Regions from separate parts of the Mus musculus genome. Here all the other regions are linked to region 4. The links are chromatin loops, found by intact Hi-C in ENCODE. Cell type or tissue: left cerebral cortex. All regions are shown on one strand. Region 1 overlaps Gm1715 (predicted gene 1715). Region 2 has its middle 46 kb from the start of Gm33125. Region 3 overlaps AI593442 (expressed sequence AI593442). Region 4 has its middle 33 kb from the start of Gm25562. Region 5 has its middle 18 kb from the start of Gm33125.

The links. Hi-C counts contacts between places; a loop is a spot of excess contacts. Peaks named below come from ENCODE experiments on the same cell type or tissue, not always from the same donor. Only the 100,000 strongest peaks of a DNase experiment are listed, where the experiment ranks them.
Region 1: a loop joins it to region 4, with 2.2 times the contacts of the local background. A loop is called at or near these places in 2 of 42 quality-filtered maps.
Region 2: it touches region 4 in a loop (2.7-fold over the local background); 2 of 42 quality-filtered maps call a loop at or near these places.
Region 3: it touches region 4 in a loop (4-fold over the local background); 3 of 42 quality-filtered maps call a loop at or near these places.
Region 5: a loop joins it to region 4, with 7 times the contacts of the local background. A loop is called at or near these places in 3 of 42 quality-filtered maps.

The regions. Positions count from the first base shown.
Region 1 is chr9:52,740,176-52,745,175 of GRCm38, forward strand. All of the region lies in intron 2 of Gm1715 (predicted gene 1715), which reads left to right. Among named protein-coding and RNA genes, the nearest start is that of Gm1715, 63 kb to the left of the region's middle. In left cerebral cortex, no CTCF peak of the experiment used is centred here; a DNase peak (open chromatin) is centred at 2,058; H3K27ac peaks cover 418 bases.
Region 2 is chr9:52,374,852-52,379,851 of GRCm38, forward strand. No RefSeq gene overlaps it. Among named protein-coding and RNA genes, the nearest start is that of Gm33125, 46 kb to the right of the region's middle. In left cerebral cortex, no CTCF peak of the experiment used is centred here; DNase peaks (open chromatin) are centred at 3,109, 3,506 and 4,410; H3K27ac peaks cover 1,614 bases.
Region 3 is chr9:52,674,683-52,679,682 of GRCm38, forward strand. It overlaps AI593442 (expressed sequence AI593442), which reads right to left. Exons shown (of 2, transcript NM_001286641.1): 1 at 4,901-5,000; 2 at 1-3,835. The coding sequence starts at 3,593. The coding sequence ends at 2,994. Among named protein-coding and RNA genes, the nearest start is that of AI593442, 2.6 kb to the right of the region's middle. In left cerebral cortex, CTCF peaks have their summits at 323 and 1,467; DNase peaks (open chromatin) are centred at 1,510, 2,562, 3,502, 3,815 and 2 more places; H3K4me3 peaks cover 5,000 bases; H3K27ac peaks cover 3,803 bases.
Region 4 is chr9:52,321,797-52,326,796 of GRCm38, forward strand. No RefSeq gene overlaps it. Among named protein-coding and RNA genes, the nearest start is that of Gm25562, 33 kb to the left of the region's middle. In left cerebral cortex, a CTCF peak has its summit at 2,119 (motif pointing right); DNase peaks (open chromatin) are centred at 1,667 and 2,111; H3K27ac peaks cover 760 bases.
Region 5 is chr9:52,403,264-52,408,263 of GRCm38, forward strand. It overlaps the pseudogene Gm29692. Among named protein-coding and RNA genes, the nearest start is that of Gm33125, 18 kb to the right of the region's middle. In left cerebral cortex, CTCF peaks have their summits at 2,748 (motif pointing right) and 4,833; DNase peaks (open chromatin) are centred at 158, 3,445, 3,669 and 4,756; H3K27ac peaks cover 1,502 bases.

The DNA of each region.
Region 1 (5,000 bases), 420 kb after region 4:
AGCTTAATTGTTTGCATTGGGTTTCTATTGCTGTGACAAAATCCTAGAGAAAAAAGCTAAGGGAGGAAGGATTTATTTTGGTTCACAGTTTAGATGCATGAATGAAGTTGGATACTTCGTTTCTGGACCCATGTGTGGTGAGACAGAACATCATGGTGGAGAAAAGCTACTTATCTTGGCAGACAAGACCCAGAGAAAGACAATGAAAAGGACAGTAACTGGAATAAGACAGAACCTTCTAAGGCATGTGCCATGAGCCTATTTCTCTAGCAAGGTTTCATACCCCAGTAGTCAGTTTAGCCATGACTTTAATCCATGTATCAATCCATCAGTGACAATGAGCTCCAGGTTCATAACCTCTCCAAAGCCCACCAGCTGGCAGCCAATCCTTCAGCACATGTGTCGTCGGGACACACATTTATGGACAAACCATAACACTGTTTTGTTTTTGCTCATGCTTATATACGGTTGACATTTCCAGGAAGCAACTTGAAAACTCCTGTTACAAAATACACAGTAGAACTTGACAAAATATGACATTCTTTTAAGTACATATCTAAGCACTTAGAAAATAAGAGACATATTTTAAATTCATTCTCTTTACTACATATGTAATCACTTAGGAAAGAAAGAGCCAAAAACAAATGATAAAACCCTGAGGATTACTGCCACGTTGAGTCACTGTGGCAACAATTACCATGAAAGGTTCAATTCTTACCATTCAAAGTAGTTTCTCCAACACACCATATCATATGTCCTTCTATATATGCAAACACAAGCATATGAGGGTTCACATATACCATAGGCATGCATACATAAAGGTTATTTTAAATGACATTTATAGATAGCACATTTCAAGGGTAAAGTGCGGTTAATATCAATAAAACATGCTTTGAAGGCAATATAACACACGACTCATTAACAGATATTTATGTGTTTACACCTGCTATGTGCTGTTTGATTCAAGAAAATTACACATACACACACACACATACACACATATATATGCAAATATATACATATACATATACACATACACAACACAAGCCAAGTATATGAGTAAGTCTAAATGATTATGAAACCTATAATAGGAACCTAGAAGATATCAAAATATCAAGGGTTTACAGTGCAAGGGTAGAAACATTTTGACAACAGCCTACCACACTGCTATTTCCCGTGCTGGCCTTGTGGTGCATACATCACCACAGTGTGTGCTAACTCTGAATTCAAAGGAAGGAAAAGCATCAGCAAAAACACTATGGGTCCTCACTTCCCTTCATTTCAGTTATGGAAGACTTCAGAAACAATTATGCCTTTCAGACCCATCGTTCTAGTTACTGATTAGACAGTAAGTATCAGGTGGCGTCCTTTCTCCTGGGAAATTGTTATGGTTAACAAAACAAACAAAGCCTGTAGTCAGCAGGTCTTGTATTAAGAAAAAAAAAAGGAAGGAAGGAAGGAAGGAAGGAAGAAAGAAAGAAAGAAAGAAAACCAACTTCAAAGGGCACAGTGGCAGCTCAGTTCAATAAAAGAGATTCTAAACACATCGATCAGAGCGGGGCCAGACTCAAGGCTTCAGTAATTCTCCTGCCAACGTTTTCCAGTTCTTAGCTTTTGCTGGCCAAGCCCCTGTGATTGGGTGGGCACCTCTCTTGCATTGCTGTGTATTATTCCATCACAGTATTTTCAAAGTCTATTTTAAAGAAATGCAAATAGCCACTATTTTAATCTCCTAGTAAATAGATATTTTCTCCCTCAACAGAAGCAAGTCTAGCATTTTCACAGTTTCAGGTTAACGTTTCCAAATAATAACTGTTCCTTAGTCCCGTTCTTTTGTGCTTTTGAGGATAAACCCATGAATAAAAGGCTCAGTAGCAAGTACAATTTTTTTTCTCCTTTCTACGGAGTATTCCTTTCCTGGGAAATGGAAATGCCTTCGTGTTGAAATGACAATCCACGGTGGTTTCTCTGCTGAATGGACCCTTACAAAACCCACATTCAGAACCTATTCAGTTCTTATTTATCACCGTTTGCTGCCTGGCACGAGTCATCAGAGTGCGCCTATTTCTGCAGAGCTACAGCAAGTAACAAAAGAGCTGAGTTTGGAACAGGGAACTTGGTGTTCCCGTCTCAGCTCTACCAAAGACTGGCTGGGAAACCTCAAGAGCTTTACTCTAGATCTCTGAGCCTTCATTTGCCTACTTCACAAAGGGGAATGTGGGATTCTAACGGATCTCTAAGTCCCCTTCAACGATCGAAAGGTCTTTATCTCCTGTACTGGAATATATACTGAAATACCCTTCCTCATCAACTGTGGTAAAGCTCATCTTTAAAGTAGTGAAGGAACTGTGAAATAGTAAAAGTAGAGGGATGGATGAAGACAGGCCCTGGCCCAGATGATTACAGGAGAGAGTTTATTAATTAACTCAACTCCCTTCTTGTCTGGATAGTTTTATGCCATTGTCCAACACTGTTCTTTTTCTCTTCCTTCCTTCCTTCCTTCCTTCCTTCCTTTCTTTTTTCCTTCCTTCCTTCCTTCTTCCTTTTTTTCTTCTTTCTTTCTTTATTATCTTATTTAAATTTATTTATTTCTGTATGAGTATTTCTGTGTATTCTATGAATTCCTGGTTCCTGCCATGGCCAGAAGAGAGCACTAAGTCCCTTGGGACTGTAGTTATAGGTGACAAGCCATCATGCAGGAGCTGGGAATTGACCTCAGGCCCTCTGGAAGAGGAGTGCATACTCTAAACTGCTGAACCATCTCTCCAGCCCCAGCATTGGTGTTTTAGATAAATATTCATTTAACAGGAGTCAGGTACTAGGAGTGGGGAAGGGTGGGCCTTGCCTACCTGTGGGAGACGATTGGAGAACCAGGGACAGTTTAAGGTGTTCTCCTCCCCACACCCTGTGGTGATTTTCAGAAAGGGTTGAGATGACACAAGAATGGGGCTTTCCCCACAAATTACTAAGTATAGATAATTTAAGATAGTTACCCAAGCTGATCCCAGGACCAAGAGGAAGGCCAAATTAAACAATTCCATTTGCCCCAAGATTACAGCGAAGGAAACTCAGCACAGGGAGGGTCCCAGAACTGCTCCCCAGTCACTGACATCCTTTCTCAGGCAATCGCCACTCAGCCCTCTTTCCCTTTTTAGAAGATTACTTCTTTTACTTTTGAGATTTGATACAATTGTATCATTTCTTCTCTCTATTTCCTCCCTCCAATCCATCCCATACATCTCTCTTTGCTCCCTTTTAAATCTATGGCCTCTTTTAAATTATATACCTATATTTGTTATATACATATATTTGTGTACACACACACACACACACACACACACACACTTCTAAGTACATATGCTTCCATGGCTGACTATTGGTACTGAAGAACCAATCCATGTACTATTCCCCGGGAAGGACTGTTTCATCCAATCTCAGCATCCCTTATGCCTGTAGTTCTCTGCGTAGGGTTGAGGCCTCATGAACTTTTCTCTCTCCACTTTAGCATGTCTAGTCAGACATGTGCTTATCATGTGTATTTATGTCCCTGCTCAGTTCATGTTGGTAAGACTGTATGGGTGTAACTTCTGACACTCCTAGGAGACATAATCTCTCAGCAAAGGATCCGGCTCTTAGCAATCTTACAGTCCTCTCCTCCACAGCGCTCCCTGAGCCTTAAGTTTTCTATAACTGTATCCGTTAGGACTGGACTCTGGGCCCTACATCTCTACGTTTTGATTATGTGTGGTTTTCTGTAATGGCTTTCATCTGTTGCAAACTAGCAAGACCTTACCCAGTGAGGTATTCCAGAACCAGAAAGACAAACAAACGTCACGTCTCCTGCCCTTCCCATTTTTGTTAGTTTCTTCTCTTTGCTTTAAGGTTGGTCTCCTATATCAGAGCCTGACTTCACACTGAGTCTATAGCTGAGGATGACCTTGAACTTCGAATCTTCCTGCCTCCACCTCCAGAGTCCTATGATTACTGTGTGCTGTATGCAGTGCTAGCGGTCAAACCCAGGGTTTCTTTCATACGAGGCCAGCACCCTAGTAACAAAGCTACACATCTAGCTTGATTCCATTCCACACAGTGAGGCCCAGAGACATCAGTCCTCTGTAGTTAGTATACCTTGATCTTGTATCTCCACCACTGTTTTCCCTGCCAGCTATCAAGAAACTCCTCTATACTGCTGAGTAATGAATGATTTTTTTCTCTCCCTTGGAGAAGCAGGTACAGGCCATGTTACACCACATTAAAAGTAGATAGAGGCAGATTTACTAGGAGGCAACTCTCAGGTGAGTTCACGGATCTCACAGGTGGAGGTCAGTGGAGTCACACATGGGGCTAAAACAAGGGGGTTTTATAGAGCTTAGGCAAGGAGTGATGATGTGTCAGCTAGAAGCTGGAATTATGCCCAAATACGGCCAAAAACTAAGCCCCTGAATAGGATAGGAACTCGTGGGTGGATTGCTGGGGGATGGAGGAGTGATGGGGTTTCCCAGCTTATGCAGGGGCAAGCAGGGGTTCCAGCCTAACAAGTAAGTCTGTGGCTACTGGCTGACTCTTCAACCTTCTGACACTCAGAACCTTTGGACACGAGGCAGATTATTGCATATATACCTTTGCCCCAAACTCTACAGTTCTATAGTTTAGTTCACCTGGTACCTTTACTCAGCCTCCAAGCTTAAGTGAGGGCACCTGCTGATTGGTAGGCCCTGAGCTTGTCTCTGCCTTCACACAAGGTACCCACACAATAAACTAGAGGCTACTAGTGGCAGCCACAGTGAAAGATAAGAAGAGCAGAACCTGAAACCTTGTAATGCCTGCCCGTCCCCATGGTAAATTTCATTGTCACAATGGCAAATTTCAGGCTACTGGTGTGAGGTCATCAAAGGTGAACCTGCGAATACGAATGCACAGTTGGATTTTCAGAGGTGGTGAAATTAAATTCCAGAACACCACCGAGCAGGACAGTAAATAAGGATTTGTTTTACAGATTG
Region 2 (5,000 bases), 53 kb after region 4:
TTTTATATACTTGGTCTTATTTCTGGTGTTTCACACAAGAAGGAGAAATCTTCTCTCTGCTAATTTGTAAGCAGTCACATGACCTTGTTTAGTAAGACAGGGACGTACAATAAAAAGTCACAATTGCTACCTTCTACATTCCCAGTACTTATCCCTAAAAATCAATTATTTTAGGCATTTTGAGCTGATATTTGAGGGTCATAAATGCATATTTTTTACTCATATTCATCTATTGGTCCTTCTTTCTTTTCAGTTTTCTCTTTAACCTTTGGCTTCTTAGTCTCAACTCTGCCCCTGAGAGTAAGTTTTGCTCTTCACCCCCCAACTTCCAATTTAAGTAGGTTATCATTTGGGGTTAGATATTAAATCTTTTACATTAATATTGCTATATACGTTCTGTGTATAATCAAGGAATATAATGCAAGAAAATTAAATTCTTTTAAAAAATCTTTTTCTTGGAGTTTTAAAGTTTAGCCTGCCAATCAGGCTGGGAATGAGACTTACTGGTGGAGAGTCCATTGGCGTGTGTGGCAACTGGAAAGAGAAATGTCCCCAGGAGTTGTGGTGCTACTTGAACCCTTGGTCTTCGGTCAGTGGAGCAGTTTGGGGAGGTTAGGGGACCTTTAGGAGGTGTGGTTGTGCAGGAAGAAGCATGCCCCTAGGGAAGGCTTTCACAGTTTAAAGCCTCAGCCCACTTCCAGTTCTCTGTCTGCTCTGTGTTTATAGTTGACCAGGTGTTCTATCAGTTTCCTGTTCTAGCACCTAGCTGCCATGTCTCCTCCCCTATCATACACTCCCCATCTGGAACTAAATCACCAGGATTCAAATAAACACACAAACCAACAATGGACGAGAGAGCACCTACAAAGCTCCCTAAGGACATGGGCTTTATGTGTCTAGCTCAGATCTACTACATTTTCATTTCTAGGCTGTAACCTTAGAGGACGTAATTTTTAAATGTTCTATCTGTCCCTGTCCTTCAGTGGATGTCTATGGTTCTGTAAGAGCTGCTCCAAGCACATCGTATTTAAGCAGCAATATATAGATGCGGCATCCATAGAAACCTCCTCATTATTGTCCTGTCAGATGGCCCTAGACATTTGCTAATCTGATTTCTCTCTGACATTACCTATCAGCTGCCATTGCTGTGATCCCATCTACCCACCTACACCAAGCCACTGAGCTGAGCACTGATAGCAGCACCACTCTAATTGGTTCTGAACTGAGGACCTCTGGCATGCACTTATGTTCCTAGGGTCACTGAACCAAAACAAGGGTCAACAAACTCTTTTGAGAAGTCCACTGGATCTAACTGACTCAGTTGATTAGGAGCCTTTGTTTTCCAGTGGCATTAGTTTATAAAATGCTTGTTTTGAGCTAAGGGCAGACCCATGATAGTCACATCCCCATAGTTACATTTTACTCTCATTAGCTCTGTAGCCTAATCAGATTTATACCACACCAGGGGACGGTCAAAGCATGCAAATGGCAAGGAGTCACCATATTTAATTGTCCACTGGGAACCAGAGTATTGCAGTGTGAGTTCATCCTCTGCGCTTAAAAACCTAGGAGCTATTTTTAGGCAATAGATATTAAATTAGAAATATAGAAACTCCAGGTCCTTCCTGGAAGATGTTTTAAAGTTTCCCAATAATCATCATAAGGGATAATGCCTGATGCATTATTCACAATGTGCATGTGCATGTTGGGAACCTTAAAATAGTGAATTTAGGTTTAATGACCAGGCAGGCTCCAATATGTGTGACAGTCTCTGAACAGTTGTGCTACATCTTTCAGCTTTACTTTACAGATTTGAGCATGAACATGTTTGTCTCATGATCTGCCCTAGCCACAGAGTGATTCCAGGTCTATGTAGTTCTTCCCCTGCAGGAGGGCACCACACTTGGTTAGTGGAAACAGTCCTAAGGCATTTGATGTCTTGTAATGCCATCATGTCTTGCATATTCTATTGGTCATACTCTTTTCAAGAACATTTGAGAGCTGAACTTGAAAGAGACATTTGCCTTCTAGAAAGCATCATCAGGTATTTTAAGGAACAGTGAAATTCTGAGTTCTATAGAACAAAGTAAATTGGCCATTACTTATTAATACTTATATCTGCTTATTTATCCATTCATTCAAGAACTATTTACTGAGTCCCTTCCACTCAATAGATGCTCTGTACTGAGAAGCACTACAAAGAAAAAGAATACAGCAGCAGGAACAAGAACAACAGGAAATCTGGAAAGAGGAAGTGGGGCAGGGTGTATGTTATGATAAACAAGAAGTCTCTTTGGTGCGGCATCCTTATAGCAGATACCTAAATGGTGTGAGGATGTCTTTCACAGGAACATGGAATGGAGGGGCAGATGCAAATGTCTGGGTGGCTGAAATCTGATGGAATGGATGAGAAATCGCCAAGAGGACAGGAGAATAAAGAGCGTGGGAGATGGGATCAAAGAGACAGGAAGGGGGCCAGATCTTGCCATGAAAAATAATTCAGGTGTCATTTAGAAACCTGAAGGAGCTGGGTGTGGTGGCACACGCCTTTAATCCCAGCACTCAGGAGGCAGAGACAGGTGGATTTCTGAGTTCGAGGACAGCCTGGTCTACAAAGTGAGTTCTAGGCCAGCCAGGGCTATACAGAGAAACCCTGTCTCGAAAAACAAAACAAAACAAAACAACACACAAAAAACAAACAAACAAACAAACAAACAAACAAAGAAACCTGAAGGAAATCTATTGGAGGCCTCAAACAGAGTAGCATAGGTGACCCAGGCCCCTAGAGGACTGCTGTGTCTAAGGAGTGGAGATTTGGAGGATCCAGGATGAGAGGAGGCCCAGGGGAAGAGCAGAGGTAGGGATTTGTCATTCCTGGTGTCCTTGTGGCATTGCAGGAACTATAATGATAAAGCAGGAACAACAGATTTTCAATGACAGGTTATATGTTATGGATTTACAGCCCCAACAGCCACAACCTCACAAAAACTTCTGCATTGCTATAATTCAGTTGTATAAGTAAGTACCAAAGTAAAATAAACCATGTTCTAAAAAATTCCTTGTCCTTCTCTAAGAAATAGGAAGACAAACATAATGAAATCCTCCACTTCTTCTGTACTCTGGGCATAAATTATGTCTTTTCCAGTGTGTGTAGGAGAACATTCCTTGTAAGGCAGAGAGATGGTAAGTAGAATTCCAAGATTTGATTCTATAAGAGATCTTCAGGGAAAATTTTTGAAAGGAAGAAAATGATTCTGCTGAAAATACAATAATTATTAAGTACATATTTTTTTTCAAATATTAAGCTTCATGAGAATGCAAACATCTGATTCAGAATGCAGACTGGGGAATCTCAGTCCTCAGAGGTATGAGGTTATGAATTAAGAGTGAGGCTCAAGAATTCTTATTTTAAGCTGATGTACAGAAGTGAATGTTCTACACATACTTCACATAGCAGCCTATAAGAAGTTATTAAAGACTTAGCATCTGCTAAAGGCTTGGCATGAGACTGATGTGGTCTTGTTCTCTGCATGGTTGGGTCTGCTCAAGCTGCATGCCTCAGGAGACTCTGTTCCCTTCTCTTCTGCTCACATGCTTACTGAGGACAGTCAGACCCTGCATGATAATCTTGCTCCTGTATCCTCTTCCCATCTCTAGCCGTTGTGGATTGGTCAAGAGGAAAGGAATCAACAGCAGAGGGATAATCATAAGTGTTCCCAGAAGTTGAAGCCTCTTGGTTGAGACTCTAAGGTTAAGGCAGAAAACGAGAGAGGTTGGTTTTTTAAGGCAGAAAACGAGAGAGGTTGGTTTTTTTTTTTTTTTAGAGTAAATGGGGAAGTTCTTCTCACTGGCAATAGCTAAGAGTGATGGTTAAGAGGAATTCAGGGGCAGTATGAAAGGGTCCATACAATATTTGTATTCTGGTTTCATTATTCCTGAGGCTCAGTTACATTTCTACCCTATGGCTCAGTATGTGTAGCCATCAGCAATGGCTGTGTAACAAATTACTCCAGAGTGTTTTTTTTTTTGTCATAGTATGGTTAATAATACTTAATAAGAATTATTGTATATTTCAAAATTGCTAAATGATTAGATCTTAAACACTTTCAGATCTTGGAAGAGTGAGGGGTGGGGCTGGTAGGAGTAGGTTAATAAAAAATGGCTATGAATAAGTCATATGAAACTCTTGTAATTTGTAAGCTAATCAAATGAATACTATCAAAAACCATGATAGATCAGACACTATTAACTTCCTAACACAGTTTACAGACCACCTTATAATATGGCACTCCTTTCTCTACCTCCTCTCTGGTAAGCCTCCAATACATACTCTTACTGCTATAATATTTTACCCAAGCACATGGGCAAGCAGCCAGACTGAAGGCACAAGTCAACATAAATCCTTCCAGTTATTTCTGTCTGGTATTTTGTTTGCAGCAGTACAAGCACACATGGGAATTCTCATTCCTAACTGAGCAAATAAACAAACCTTAATTAATCTGCAGAAATTACCCAGGGACACGATGCAGTTACTTTCAAACTCAAGACAAAGAGTGCTTATCACAGATCACTTCTCGGATATCACAAGCCACAGAGCATTTTGGCTTTGATATGATACACAGCTGAGCTAACTACATCTAAGAAGGTGTACACTCAGAGTTGATTCACAGATATTAATATTGTGTCATGAAGAGGAAGAAAATGGATTTACTGGAGCTGGCATCAAGATGAGGATATTTTCTCACAGTTCGATGGATATGATTGGCTATGAGGATCAAATGATCATAGGTTGGAAGACTGTCTTTAAGTAAAGCTTTGGTGTCAGAAAAAAGTGAAATTGAGCAGATGCTGGCGAGGATGTGGAGAAAGAGGAAAGCTCCTCCATTGTTGGTGGGACTGCAAGCTTGTACAACCACTCTGGAAATCAGTCTGATGGTTCCTCAGAAAATTGGACATAGTACTACCGGAAGATCCAGCAATACCTCTCCTGGGCATATATC
Region 3 (5,000 bases), 350 kb after region 4:
ATCTGGCCTACTAGAATTTCATGTAATTATCACTCTAACTAACAGAAATCTTGTGTGGTGCCACCAGGTTCACAGCATATTAAACTCAGTATGAAATGTGATTGATAAGCTGCATCATCTTTACACAGGACACTATTAAAATATTAATCCCTAGTCAATTGATGGAAAAGGCATATACACTTAAAGGTGCACAATGATAGCACATTACAGATGTGTGCTTATGGTTAGAGGTATCAAGATGTTTTTTTTAAAATACACATAATTAGTTTATTTCTTGTTTGCTCTATTTCTTTTGGGGAAAAGTATGTAGGACATTGCCCCCTAGGGTGTGCAGGCTGCTTCTTGGAAGGGGATTATTATTGCATGCCTTGAATGCACTGTGATTCATAAGGCAAGAACATATGAGTTGCTTCAGCACCAAGGAAGTGGAATGAGCATCTAGCGCTGCTCAAAACAGAATATCTTATTGCTTTAATAAAATGGGAAATTATTTACTGTAAAAAGAGTGCACCAAATAATGGAAAAAAGTAATATCTATGCACTTATGTAGAGCTCACTGAAATGATGAACCTTCCTTCTGGGTTCCTGATCCTATTCAGATTTCACATCTAAAACCCATTCTGTAAGACGGTATTAAGAGCTACAGTTGGATGAGGGCAAGTTAAAGAGATTAATGGATATTCTCCTTCACAGTGCCTTAGCCATTCTGTTGTACAGTGTAGAGCTCTGATACACTAACAGCATCCTTGGTGGCCCGAGGGACTGAATGCACTCTGACCTGTTACTAGGAAGTGACTAAGGCACTGGAGAGAATCTGGTTCATTGTTTAATATATTGTATCCAAAGATTATACCTGATCTTCCTAATGATACAACATGGCATGCTTAAACGATGGTCTTCTGTGCTTCAGAAAGGACTTGGATGATATCTATGGGTGACTAAATCAACCTTATTAAATTATTTTATAAAGATACAGACTGAGCTTGGAAAACTTTATATGTAACCAAAACATTAGAGGCAATCATTTCTCGGGATAATAACCACATACAACTTGAAATAAGACAGAGCATAGAGGGGAGCTAGTGGCTTGGGAGATGGATATATGTAGGGGTCCCACTGCCCTTCACTAAACAGCAGAGTCTAACATAGAGGGACTTATCTGACATTTAAAGAGAGGACAAGAGATTTATCTTCTCTCATGCTTTCCTTTTCCCTTAACATTTCCTATGTGTTCAGGGAGGTTAATTAGGCCAGACTTGGGAAGAAGAAAGATCCCCTTTGCTGTATATCAGATGCAGGCATGGAGTCATAACTAAACAAGCTGTAAACAGTTTTATCCTGTAAGCGTTTACAGATTTAACTTGGAAATTGTCATGTCCTGTCATCCAAATTGCCCAACATCTCCACCAGTCTTTCCCCCAAACACATACAGTACAAGCAAGCACACACAGCACTGCCTCCAGGTGGCAACTGCATGCAGAGAACCACAGGCACTGTTTAAATATTAACCATGTTTTTAATAGATGGCATTCCAGCACATCCATTATTTGTTTTCTGTTGTGGTTGTTTCTGTTATTCACAAAAGAAAAAGGGGGAAACATGGGTGTCATCGTTTTATAATAGTCTACTACAGCGTAAAATACAAAAGAACACTTCCGGAAACAGCAGAAGCCAGGCCTACACCACTGACTTCCTCAGCCAGTGGCAACCATTATATCAACAGCTGGAAAGTCAGAAGAACAAAAATATACAGTTTGGAGGACATATCACAGAACTATAGTTTTCTTCTGTATTTGGTACCAATATAATAAGTATATAACAAAGGTGCACTTGTTCTAAAAATAAAACAGAAACATACTAGTTGGTTAGATACTGCATTTTCAGAACTGCACATTGCCTAATACTTTTTTTTTTTACATAAAGGTAACTTATGCAATGTATAGTGATAAGAAAAAACAATCCAATTGTAGAAAAAAGAAGAAAGAAACCAATCAAAACCAAGACAATCACTTTCCAAAACAGCTCCTTCTTTGGTCTGCACAACCAGAGGAAGTAACCATGAAGGTGAGACATATTCAGCACCAGACCTGGCTGGACAGCTCCCGGTTTCTCTGAGGCTCAAAAAAAAAAAAAAAAAAAAAAAAAAATTCCCCAAAGGGAAAAAAAAAAAACCAAACAAACAAACCAAACCAAAACGACTACCAGTCAGGTGTACAAATGGGCCCTAATGAGCAGCAAATCAGATAGTATGTTTTTGTTTTTTGTTTTCTTTTTCTGTGCTCGACCAGCGAGTGATATTTCTAAAAGTAAAACTCTAATTCTGCCAGGGGGAAAGCAAAAAGTGAAATGATGACTGACTAGAGAGGGGTTACCTGTCCTAAACGTTTTTCTGGGACATTCTATGTGGTCTCTGGTGCTTAATGTAGATGTTGCCTTTATAATATACTATTGCCTGAGCCCAGCTGAAGGTGAGGAAAGGGGAGGGGAGACAAGCTAAAGGAAAAGTGAAAGCCCGTGAGGGAGGGGCAGAAAGGCGACTAAACCTTCACTTGACAGCTATATACAACATCACCGGCCCCCTCCCATCCCTTTGCTTCGGTGTCAATGTCTTAAATATTTGGTAGCTTGTGCGGTTTCTTCTCCTTATTGAGGGGGGCACGGGGTGGGGAGGGAAGATGCAGCCTTCATTAACAATGAGAAATTATGTGATTTGTCATGCGCTTGGACTGTGTTATTAGTAGTATAATAATTACTATAAATATCAGTAAAGTATTATCAGCGTTATTTCTTCCTCTGAGACTTTCCTCGCCCAATATTTACAAATACCGCACAGTGCCTCGGCGGAGGAGAGACAGTGAAAGGGTGGCCAGGTAAGGAAAGAGGGCAGAGAAAACAGGGGCCAAAGGAGAACGGAAAAGGAAGGAAGGAGGAACAAAAGCGAGGACGGTCAAGATGCTGGAGACGAGGAAAGGGTCAGGAGAGGGGCTGCGCAATCAGGACAGTACCACCGTTTGCAAAAGGCCCTCGCCAGGTGTGTCCAAGCAGGAGGAAGCTGCGGGTGCTCCTTGTGGAGTGGGGGCTGGCAGTGGAGGCGGAGGCGCACAGGGACCCTGGCACAGGAGACCAGGGGATGAGGAGGAGGAGGAGGAAGAAGAAGTAGCATTGGAGGGGGTGCAGAAAGCGGAGTCCCGGGGCTGCCTCTCCAGTCGGGTTTCTTTTCCATGGGTTGGAGCTTGAACACCTGCCCGAGGCAGCCCCCCACCACCGTGGCTGCCGCTGCAATGATCTCGCTCATATTCTTCCTGAGCCCTCTGCATCTTCCGCTTCTTCATCCTACGCTTGTGGATGTGGAAAGTGGAGAGGGACAGCACGAGGAGACAGAAGATGAGAGTGACCAGGACAATCAGCACCAGCGTAGATGAAAAAGACTGGAAGAGCTGCTGTCCCACCTGCGTGATGCAAGTGCCACCACCTGCGCCTGAGCTGCGGAGACCTGCGCTGCTGCCTCCACTGGCGTTGTGGGAAGCAAAGGTCCGGTTCAGGAGACAAGGCGGCAGGGCCAGCCTCAGCTCTTTCGGCGCCCTGGCACTCATCGGCGCTGGGCTGAGAGGGGCCAGGCCCACCAGGCTTCCTCTGTTGGACACACGGTTCCCACCAGCCAAGACGTGGACAGGAACCCACACCACCCCAACTGCTCTTTAGCGCTGGAGGGAGTGAGCTCTCCAGCCAAAGACTGAGGGAGCAACTGCCGCCAAGCAAGCGGGCCAGAGCTAGTGGCCCCAGGGAGAGTGTCTCTGGTCTTCTTTGATCCTGTTTCCTTTCCCCAGGCACAGTGCTGCAAAGAAAACAGGATTAGTTAGGGTCCCGGCCACAGCCAAGGCGAGTGCAGAGAAAGAGAGGGATCTGACACCACTGTCAAGCGGCCCTCAAATGGACTCTGTCATCTCCACAACCCACCAACCCAACCCTACCGCTCCTGGCAGCCCAGGAGAGCCGCGCTAGATGCTCCGCTGGCTCAGATGGGGTCTGGCGTCCGTACCGCACCGCGGAGACACTGGTTACTCAGCAGAGAAGGCAGCTGCCCTGCCCCCTGCACAACTTTCTAATTGCCACCAACAGCGGCCGCCACAGCGGCTTTCTCTACTTCCCAGAAAGCCAACTGCCCTCTTCTCTGTGTCCTGTGGACCTCCTCTCAGGATCCAATCTCGCCAGCACGCACTCCAAGCAGGCTCCCTGTACGCAGTCCTCCTTCCCCATCCCTCCCTCTCCAAACACTTCCAGCCTGGACGTTCAGACCCCCAAGGTCCCCGTCCCAAGGGGATACACCCCACTGCCTCTGTCCCTAGCCGCAGCTGACCCGCTGGATCTGGCACACAGGATCATACTCGACCTTTCTCCAGCCTTCTTCCTTGCTACCTTCCTCCCCCTTTCTCCCTATCAAAAGCAGCTGAAACACCCTTCTCAGCGGAGGCACATCCTCCCAAGCGCCCCCCACCCCTCATCTCCCTGAGCCTCCCACTTGACAGTATCCAAAATCCTTTTTCTTTCTTCCAGAGCAGGAACTGAAAGGGGAAGGGTTCCCGCTTGCAAAGTTTGGGGAACCGACCTTGTCTCCAGCCTTCCCCGGGCCCTGGCCCCAGGGCCCAGAGGCTGTGGCAGAGGACCAAGCCGGAGGACCCGCGGCAGGCAGCACAGCTCCCTTGCCTCTCCCAAAAGGCAGGTGCAAACTGTTGCACTGCGGAGCAGCAAGGCAAAGCGCTAGCCTCCACCAGGGAAGGGGCGGGGGCTGAAGCTCTGTCCAGAGGTGCCTGCGCAGGCCGCGGGAGTGGTCTTACCCGCCCTCATCCTGCCACTGGGGCCCCTGGCCATGGAAGCCTTCATCCTGACCACTGTCTCTTACCTGGAAGGACCAGCCAGTTGCAGAGAAGGAGCCCTTGGCTGCAGTGGCGGCTGCAGAAGGCACGGAGCGCTGGGACCAGAGACAGAGCCGCGCTGCTGCT
Region 4 (5,000 bases):
GTGTACTCATATAAACAAACCAACAAACCAACAACAACAATAACACTCTCAAAATTTGATAATTTGACTTAGGATGTGAGAAGCAAAATCAGACCTTAAGTGAACCTTTGGGTGTCTGGAGTCTCTGTGGCTTATCATATTGCAGCTTGTCCAGTTTGGATGATTTGGGCTTTATAGCAGGTTTATTTCCACTTCTCTGTTCCAAGTTTCTTTATACTTACTATTGAAGCAAATAAAATCAATTTAGAACATACAGTTTGGTTAGTAATTGCAAAAATCAAAAGCTAGACTCTTAGTTTTATTGTCACAAAGCTACTGAAATTTTTTTATGTTGATGATGGTAAAATGATATATCTAAGAGGTGCCATGAAGTGAACAACTCAGAGCATCAGCTCGTAAAATTAAAAAATGGGGGAGACGGTTTTTAATTGCTTGGCACGAGTGTCCAGGAGACCATTTTAATTACGGTATTGGTTTCTAAGAAAATTGTTTCACTTGGACTTCTATGGATGATGCACATCAAGCATCATTAGCGGAATCAAGAGGAATGACCGTTGACTGATATTTGGTTTGAGTAAAAGAGAGTGTAATTGCAAGCCTCCAGACATCGGCGGCTTTAATATCCACAACCCTTACCTTTATTTTAGCTAATATTAGTACTTGTTTATTTATTCACTTGAAAAGTCCCTGGAGAGAATCTAGTTACAAGATTTCCAAATGAAAAACCCTGGAAAGTCATGAAGTCTATGTCCATGAGGACAAGACCCTTCCAACGCTTGCCAACCAGAAGTCAGGTGGATACTCACTGAGTTCTGCCCTGCCCTGAGTCTTTCTAGAATGATTAAAGGATATAAGAGATCTGGGGCTTTTATCATATCATGTCAAATTTGCTAGAACTTCATTTTTTTTAATGAGAAAAACTAATTAATTAAGTGAGCAGCAAAGGAATCAGTGGAACGCAAGTTTAGTGTCATCTCGTTGGGATGCATTGTTTAGATGAAAACGATTACTTTGTTGTTTGGTATTCGATGCCATTCATACACTGGTCACAGCAAAGATCTAGAAGAGGCCAATTCATTGTTCAGGATTTGGGCGTCAGAACAGATAGTTGAAGCTCCGGACAGAGATAACAGCTTTCAAATAAGACGGGAGAGTTGTAAATCGTCAGACTTCACATCTTCTGAACAGCAAGAACAGGACGCTTTCTTAAACAGTGGGTGTTGAAGAATTGGTGTTAAGTGCGTCTGAATAAACAAAAATTCCTCAGATAGGGGAGTGAGGAGCAGATTCGACATAAGTCAGAGGAGGACATACTGGCCAGTGTGCTCAGCGCTGAAAGGAGAGGACTGACGACGACGGTATTAACTCTTCAGGGCCATCACTAACACTCTGAGGGTGGCATTCTTATGACGAACTAATTGCCCATGGGGCTCCACTGCCTGGAGAATCTACCATCTCAGTCAGCAAAGGTATGCTAGAGTTTCCAGCCTGGAAACCCCAAACCCACACCCAAACCCTATCCAAAGCACAGCATGTCCTCGGTGTCTCTCATTTTCTTCCCCCTCAGCTTTATGGCTCCCGCTGTCTTTTCCTCTCCTCCTCTTCATGTTCTGTTTAGAGCCTTTGCCCACATAGAAGCAAACCATGGACATTTTAAGAATAAGAGAAGAGATTTTACAAACTCAGAGGCTTGGTCCACCCACTGAACTTCAAACACCTCTGTTTTTCCGTTCTCATAAACACAAAAGAGGCCCGAGTACTTCACAAATCCCCCAGCGGGTCTGACACATCCTTTTATTCTTGACCTGTGAACAAGCGTCTTATCTTTTATATCGCTAACAGAGATTCTCTCAGGGCTCCTGTTCACTTTTATTATTAGCCCAAGACTGCTGGTGTTTTAGGCAGAAAGCCTGTGTCGGATGGAGCCTTAGAGTAAGGAGAGGTTCTTCCGGAGGCCCCAGAACCCACAAAATGGTAGCAGTCTATTCAGTAGTCTCTCTTCCCCTGATGATAATGAAAGAAAGATGAACGAAATCCCCTAGAGACATTACTGGGTTTTCTCTTTTTATTTTTAAAATGTATTTATTATGTATACAGTGTTCTGCCTGCATGTGAATCTGGTTGCCAGAAGAGGGCATCAGATCCCAGTATAGATGGTTGTGAGCCACCATGTGGTAGCTGGAGGTTGAACTCAGGACCTCTAAGAAGAGCAGCCAATGCTCTTAACCTCTGAGCCATCTCTCCAGCCCACACTAATGTTTATTAAGGCAGTGAGATTTCCTTCACATATAATACTGTTTTTTTCCCCTGTGAATTGACTTCTTCATTTAAATGAATATGCAAATTTCTTTCTCCTCAAGTAACTTGTTGAGAAAGAAAGTCTATTCCAGCTTGGCAATGGTCCCTTTAAGGGTGGCAGGCTTTAGCCACAAATTGCAGTGGACTGAGAGAGGAGTCATGTATTTGCATTCTCTGCCTAAGTTAAAAGACCTGGGCGGGGGTGGGGGGAGGGAGGGGGCAGTGTAAGGGAGGGTGGGCCAAGGTGGGGTGGACTTGGTAGGTGGGGTGGATAGATAGGGGGTGGATGGGTAGGGAAACTTGCCTTAGTGTTCTAGATATCATGATAAAATGTTACATACTTACATACATAGTGGTTTCATCAACAGAATTCTTTCCTTATACTACTAGAGAGTGAGTGGCCAAGCTCCAAGTTGCAACATGACTTGGTACTGGGGAAGGCCCTCTCCTGACTTTATAGCTGGCTAGTCTTAGTTACGGTTTCTATAGCTGTGATGAAGTACCATGACCACAAGCAATACAGGGTGGGAAGGGCTTATTTCACTTCCACATCACAGGCAATCATCTAAAGAAGTCGGGATGGAACTCAAACAAGGCAAGGATCTGGAGGCAGGAGCTGTAGCAGCAGAGGCACTGAGAAGTGCTGCTTACTGACTTGCTCCTCACTGCTTGCTCAGCCTGCCTTCTTGTAATATCAAGGACTGCCACTCCTAGTGTGACACCTGTCACATGGAGGTGAGCCCATTCACATCAGCAGTGATGAAAATGCACCACAGGCTTGCCCATGGGCCAGTCTGGTAGGGATATTTTCTCAGTTGAAGTTCTCTCTATGACTCTGGCTTGTATCAAATTGACATAGCCAGCATCTTCTCCTTGTACATGCATGCGTGGACAAGTACTTTCTTTCTCTGCTTTCTGCCTCTATCTCTCCTCTCTCTTCTTCCCTTTTGTCTTCTCCTACTCCCCATCTTCCTATCCTCCTCTTCTTTCTCCCCCACCTTTCATCTGACCACTAATCTTATCGGTTTAGGACTTCCAATACGGGCACATGGGAGCCAGGACTTGAACAGATAGATGTTTTAGGTGGACACAGTTTAGCTTATAGTGCACAGTGTCTTCACTTCTTAATCCAAAACATTCTCTTTTTTTTTCCTCAAAATAATGTTTGTTGATTTTTTAAAATAATTTTTAATATTTTTTATTACGTATTTTCCTCAATTACATTTCTAATGCTATCCCAAAAGTCACCCATACCCCCCCCCCCACTTCCCTACCCACCCATTCCCATTTTTTTGGCCCTGGCGTTCCCCTGTACTGGGGCATATAAAGTTTGTGTCTCCAATGGGCCTCTCTTTCCAGTGATGGCCAACTAGGCCATCTTTTGATACATATGCAGCTAGAGTCAAGAGCTCCGGGGTACTGGATATTTGTTGATTTTTTGTACTGTTTAACTTCATATACCCATCCCACTCACTTCCCAGTCCTTCCATGTCTCCCTCCCACTTGTAATCCCCCCTCAAAAAGCCAAATTCAGCTTGTGTTGTCTATATGTTCACTGGAACATGGTCAGACTCCCAGTGGCTAACCCCTAAACAGAACTTAGTTTTTCACCCACATCTTCACCAGAAGCCACCAACTGTGGAGAGTTAGACACTTCAGTATCTCCACCAAACTCTTTGATGGCTTTCCATTTAAGATGCTACTTGTGTGTGTGTGTGTGTGTGTGTGTGTGTGTGTGTGTGTGTGTGTGAGTCTGGAGGGTAGGGGTTCTCATATAAGCCTTCCATGTACCTCTTTCTCAGCTGTGTGTCTGCAATCACTGATGTCAAAGTAGCTGCCAAAACAGCTTCCTTGCTCTTTACAGTCAGCGGAAGCATGGATTGTGGGCTTCCACATCCTCATGGTTTCTGATGACAGCAGTAGGACCATAGACCCAGACATGGCCCTCAGTGGCAGTATAGGCCTCGATGTCACTGTGGCCTCAGATGGCAGAGCAGGCCACCCATATCAACATGGATGTGGCAGCAGCACAGTTCACAGACATTAACATGGCTTCAGGCTGCAGCACAGACCACAGATCCTTGTGCCCTTCAGTGGTAACATAGGCCATGACAGCATCAGGACCAATGACCCAAACATGGCCCTCAATGGCATCACAGACCATAGTGGTTCTCTGAGAAGGTCCAATCCAGAAAGTGAACTGTCTCTCATCTTGGGCCTCCATAGTTGCCCAGAGCCAGGGTGAACCCAAGCTGGTGTCATGTTTTGGGGCCAAGCTGCATCTGTTTAAGCTCCTGGCTGTTGCATACCACCCAGCCAACCCCACCAGGCAACGACTTGTTCCACGGTTGATCTCAGCTCTCTCTCCACCTGTCACTGCTGTTGGATCTTCAGTTCTGCCTCTCTCCACAGTGTACACACTACGCTGCTCCTCCATGTTTCCTACCTCTCCATCACACATCATAGTGGTGCCTGCCCACATGAGGCAGAGGATCATGGTGGGGGCGGGGAGGGTCAATCTAAAGCTATCCTAATAGCATCCAATGTACATAAGTTGATTATCATAGAGAGACTCAATGTATGAAAAAATTCCTTGTAAATTGTAGAATTCTATATAAAGGGAAGATATTGATCATTAAGGCCAATAACATTGAGGGAATATACAATAAATAGAAAAGAGAATAATATGCTTTGACTTCTGA
Region 5 (5,000 bases), 81 kb after region 4:
GGAGGAGGAGGAGGAGGAGGAGGAGGAGGCTTGAGACTGTCGTGGGAGTTAAAATGCAGGTAAGTTTAGAATAGGAGTACTTTTAAAAGGTTCACATGCCAGATCCACACACCCAGGAAGCTTCTCACTCAGGAATTGTCATCAGGATCCACTTCTATCCTCTTGGACCACTACATGGGACCAAACTCTATGCCTTAGGTTAGAGACGAGCTTTGGCCACCATGAAGAAACAGGGTCGAGATTTCTCCACATTATTATTTTGTCTCTAGCACTAAGAATGACTATGGAATGATGAGTCTGTTTTTTTCTAGTCCATTCTCCACCCAGCTCCATCCCATAAACAGCCACCAAACCCAGACACTATTGCATAAGCCAGCAAGATTTTGCTGACAGGACCCTGATATAGCTGTCTCCTGTGAGGCTATGCCAGTGCCTGGCAAATACAGAAGTGGATGCTCACAGTCATCTATTGGATGGAACAAAGGGTCCCCAATTGAATGAGCTAGAGGAAGTACCCAAGGAGCTGAAGGAGTCTGCAGCCCTATAGGAGGAACAACAATATGAACTAATCAGTACCCCCAGAGCTCCCTGGGACTAAACCACCAATCAAAGAAAACACATGGTGGGACTCATGTCTCTAGTTGCATATGCAACAGAGGAGGGCCTAGTCGGTCATCAGTGGGAGGAGACGCCCTTGATCTTAAGAAGATTCTATACCCCAGTACAGGGGAATGCTTTGGCCAGGAAGCTGGAGTGGGTGGGTTGGGAAGCAGGAGGAGCGGGGAGGGGATAGGGGATTTTCAGAGGGGAAACTAGAAAAGAGGATAGCATTTGAAATGTAAATGAAGAAAATATCTAATAAAAAATATATTAAAAAAATGCAAGTCAGGAGCTGTCGTCTTGTGTCCCCGTGTGTGTGTGTGTGTGTGTGTGTGTGTGCCTTATCTCTGCTGGTCTGCCTGAGACCCCCTGATCTTGAACCTTAGTCTCCCACATGGCCTGTTTCTACTCGGACAAGATGAAAGGAATGTTCATGAACCAGGAAAAAAATGTCCAGATGTCAGGCACAAGTGCTCATTGATGGGAAAGGAACTGCTCATAGAAAGAAAGTGGTTCACAGAACAGCTGCAGCAGACGGAACAACAACAACAACAACAACAACAACAACAACAACAACAACAACAAACAACAAAACAAAACAGAAAAAAAAATACTGTAGTTCTCCTTAAAGAAGTTAGGGGTATTGAAGAGGTAAACACGTTTACAAACCAAGGAACAGTGGTTCATTTTAACAACCCTAAAGTTCAGGCGTCTCTGGCAGCGAACACCTTCACCATTGCAGGCCACGCTGAGACAAAGCGGCTGACAGCGATGCTTGCCAGCATCCTAAACCAGCTCCGTGCAGAAGGTCTGACTAGTTTCAGGAGCCCGGATGAAGCCCTGCCCAAACAATCCACGGACAGAAAAGCACCACTTGCTCCTAGAGAGGAGGAGGAGGATGGAGTTCCAGATCTCGTGGAGAATTTTGATGACGCTTTTAAGAACAAGGCAAATGGTATTGAGGCACCTTCTTTTTTGTTTGTTTGGTTTTTTGTTTTTTGAGACAGGGTTTCTCTGTGTAGCCCTGGCTGGCCTGGAACTCACTTTGTAGACCAGGCTGGCCTCAAACTCAGAAATCCGCCTGCCTTTGCCTCCCGAGTGCCGGGATTAAAGGCGTGCGCCACCACGCCCGGTTCTGAGGCACCTTCTTAAGAAGGTGGATTTCTGAGTTCGAGGCCAGCCTGGTCTACAAAGTGAGTTCCAGGACAGCCAGGGCTATACAGAGAAACCCTGTCTCGAAAAACTAAACTAAAAAAAAAAAAAAAAAAAAAGAAGAAGAAGAAGAAGAAGAAGGAAGGTGACATTTGCAGAAGTTACAGGAGCTTCTGGTTTATATCATGACTGCTTTTTAATCTTTTTGTTTATGAATCTGATAAAATCTAGGTCGCTAATATTTTTAATTCCAAGGCCCCAGACACTGCCACTCTTTTCAGTTTTTGCTTTTACTTAATTCGTTCTTTGTGGAAAATTAGGCTGAAGAAGCCTAGGAGTAAAGTTTGGAAAAGGTTAATAAAATTCTTTGCCTAGTTAAAGAAAAATGCAAGTCAAGTTACATTGCCCGCTCCAGCTAGCACCTCAGTCATTTCTCATTAGAGCACAGGGCAAATTCATTTTCTTTTAGGTACCAGAGGCCAGAATCAGAGTCTTATACATGCTAGACAAGTCATATACCACAAGATATGATCCCAGCTCCTTATATTTTATATTCTGAAAAAAATTTATGTTGAGGTAGGGTCTCTTTATCGTCCTTGTGTTTCTAGAACTTCCTATGTAGTCTACACTGGCTCCAAACTTACAGAGATCCATCTGCCATGGCTGTCAGAGTGCTGAAATTAAAGGTGTGAGCTACCATGCCTGGCTAAATTTTAAACTCATCAGCATCTTTGGTTTCCATGTCCATCCAGTGAGTTGGTATCTTCCCCTCAGGCTGACTTCATTCTATGCTGCTCTCTGTTGCAAAACACAAAAGCATGCAGGCATCCCTTTGATAACCTCAACTCCTTAGATATTATTCCCCACTTCAGGATCTTTGAACTCCTCATTGTCTTTAATTGGAGAATTCATTCCCTGAAACATCACAATGTCCTTTTTTTAAAAGATTGATTTATTCATTATGTATACAGCATTCTGTCTGCACATATGCCTGGAGGCCAGAAGAGGGCAGCAGATCTCATTATAAATGGTTATGAGCCATCCTGTGGTTGCTGGGAATTGAACTCAGGACCTCTAGAAGAACAGACAGTGCTCTCAACCTCTGAGCCATCTCTCCAGCCCCACTGTCCTTCTTCTTATTCAGTTCTCAGTTTAAATGTCAAATCTTGAGAGAGCCCTTCCCTTCCCAGCCTATCTATCTCACCCACCCTCTCTCATGTCCCCACTACTAATTTCATAACACTCACTGTTGTCTGAATAAAGGTAAACTTCTGGAGAGAGGGGCTCTGGTTGGCCATGCTCACTACTGTGACCCCGGTCGCTGTGATTGTAAGTTTCTGATACCTTCTAGACACACAGTAATCTCTGCTGGACATTACTGAGGAGAAAAAGCAGAAGGAAGAGAAAGGAATGAACTCTTTATAATCTCTGCATTCCCAGAATTCCAAGTCTGCCCTCAGTATCCAGCATATGTGGTCCCCTTGTTTTCAGAGTCAGTAGGCTCTAGGTGAGAATGCAAAACAAGCCAGTATATCCACAGTCTTAATTGCTCCTTTCTTAATGTTAATACCCAGCAATTTTAGTGGCAATTTGAACTGCAGCCTTTATGAGTAGGAGCCAGGATCTCAATGAGAACCAGGGGAAGCAGTAATCACCAGCAAGCTTTAGTCAAATTTAAATATAGACCTGGCAGCAGAAAGCAAATCCAGCCACGAAGCATGGACGTATCGGAGTAGCACATCAGGTAGGCTATTGGCTTCTCCAAAATGTATGCAAGCTTTCTGAACTGAGAACTTAGGGTGAGCAGACACCTGCATGTTGCACAAGTGCCTGATAGTGTTTTTTGTTTATCCGGTACATAAATGCATGGCAGTACTCAGCTGGCTTTCTAACACAGCATCCGAGATCTAACTCCCTAGGGAAGGAGCTGGAAAAGGGATGCATTCGACTTAAGCTGAACAAATCAAGAGAAGAGTCTGTGATCTCCCCCAGGCAGTGTTCTGAACCATACAGACAGATTGGAAGCATCGATAAAAGAAGTGTGTCAACGAAAGAGTCCAAAGGCCACAGAAGCACAGCACAGGCTGTAAATTTAGTAACTTTGTGTCTGTCTTGCTCCCTTCCTATACTTTGTGGTTAACTAAGAAATTGAGACCAGAGTAGACAAAAAAAAAAAAAAAGGCAAGCTTGTTTAGGATTGTGCCAAAAGGCAATGTGGTCATGGTAGCAACAGACCTCTTCTGTAAGGTGTGGGCTGTGTTGGTGTCCATTTTGGAAGCAGTCCTGTGTGGTTAGCGTGAGACACTATGCATGCAACATCTAAGGGCAGTCCTGATTGGTCGATGTTGGAGTCTATGAAAGAGGCTGGGTTTGCTGAGTAGCAGCTCTATCTCATTGGCTGCTCTCAGTTCCATCCCCTTTCCAGAGCCATGGTTTCCTGTTGGAGTCTACAATCTGGACCAGGCCTGCAAGTAAACCCACTCCCACGCCAACCTTTGTCCACAGCCCCTCTGGACTTCTTGAGTCACTAGACTATGTACTCCTCTCTGAGTTCAAGCACAGGTTGTCACCTGGATCTTCCAGTTGCAAAGCTCTGTACTTAAACTTTCAAGAGTAGGTCCTGAAGAAGTATTCCAATTCAACAGCCAGAATACCTGGTGTGTGCTGGAGTCTACTTTTCAAATTCTGGAATTTATGAATATGTAAGTGGTTTAATTTTATCTCATAGATATATAGTTCCACCTGAGAATCTTCAGTGTCCCACACATACAGATGGTTTAGTCTGTCTTGTGGTGATTTTTTTTTTAATTTCCTGCTTTGCCTGGAGAACAGGACAATACTGTACACCAGGTGGGAAACAATGGACTCCCAGGCTCTATATATCTGGGGAATCATCTGCCCTAAAATACCTCACCACCTCCCCAGTCTTCCCTCCTCCTGGAAGAGGGGGTGGAATTGGGATGGAGCCACATTTTATATTCCATTTGCTGCCTTCTGTTCTTGTCATCTCCGCTTTTGCATTTGCCTCCACGGAGGGTTGCAAATGCACACGGGAGAAGGCTTAATGTGATTTTGGGTGCCCTGGGAGGGACAGTCTGCCAAGCGCAGATGCCACCAGGCTGCTTGCTGCGGGTGCCTGCATTACGCCACTGGATACTGTGCCTTTGGGTTTGCTTGTGTTTTAACTTAGTGGAGCAACTTAAAATCTTCATGAAGGAAATGGGAGCATTGAGGGGAGAAGGGAGTGA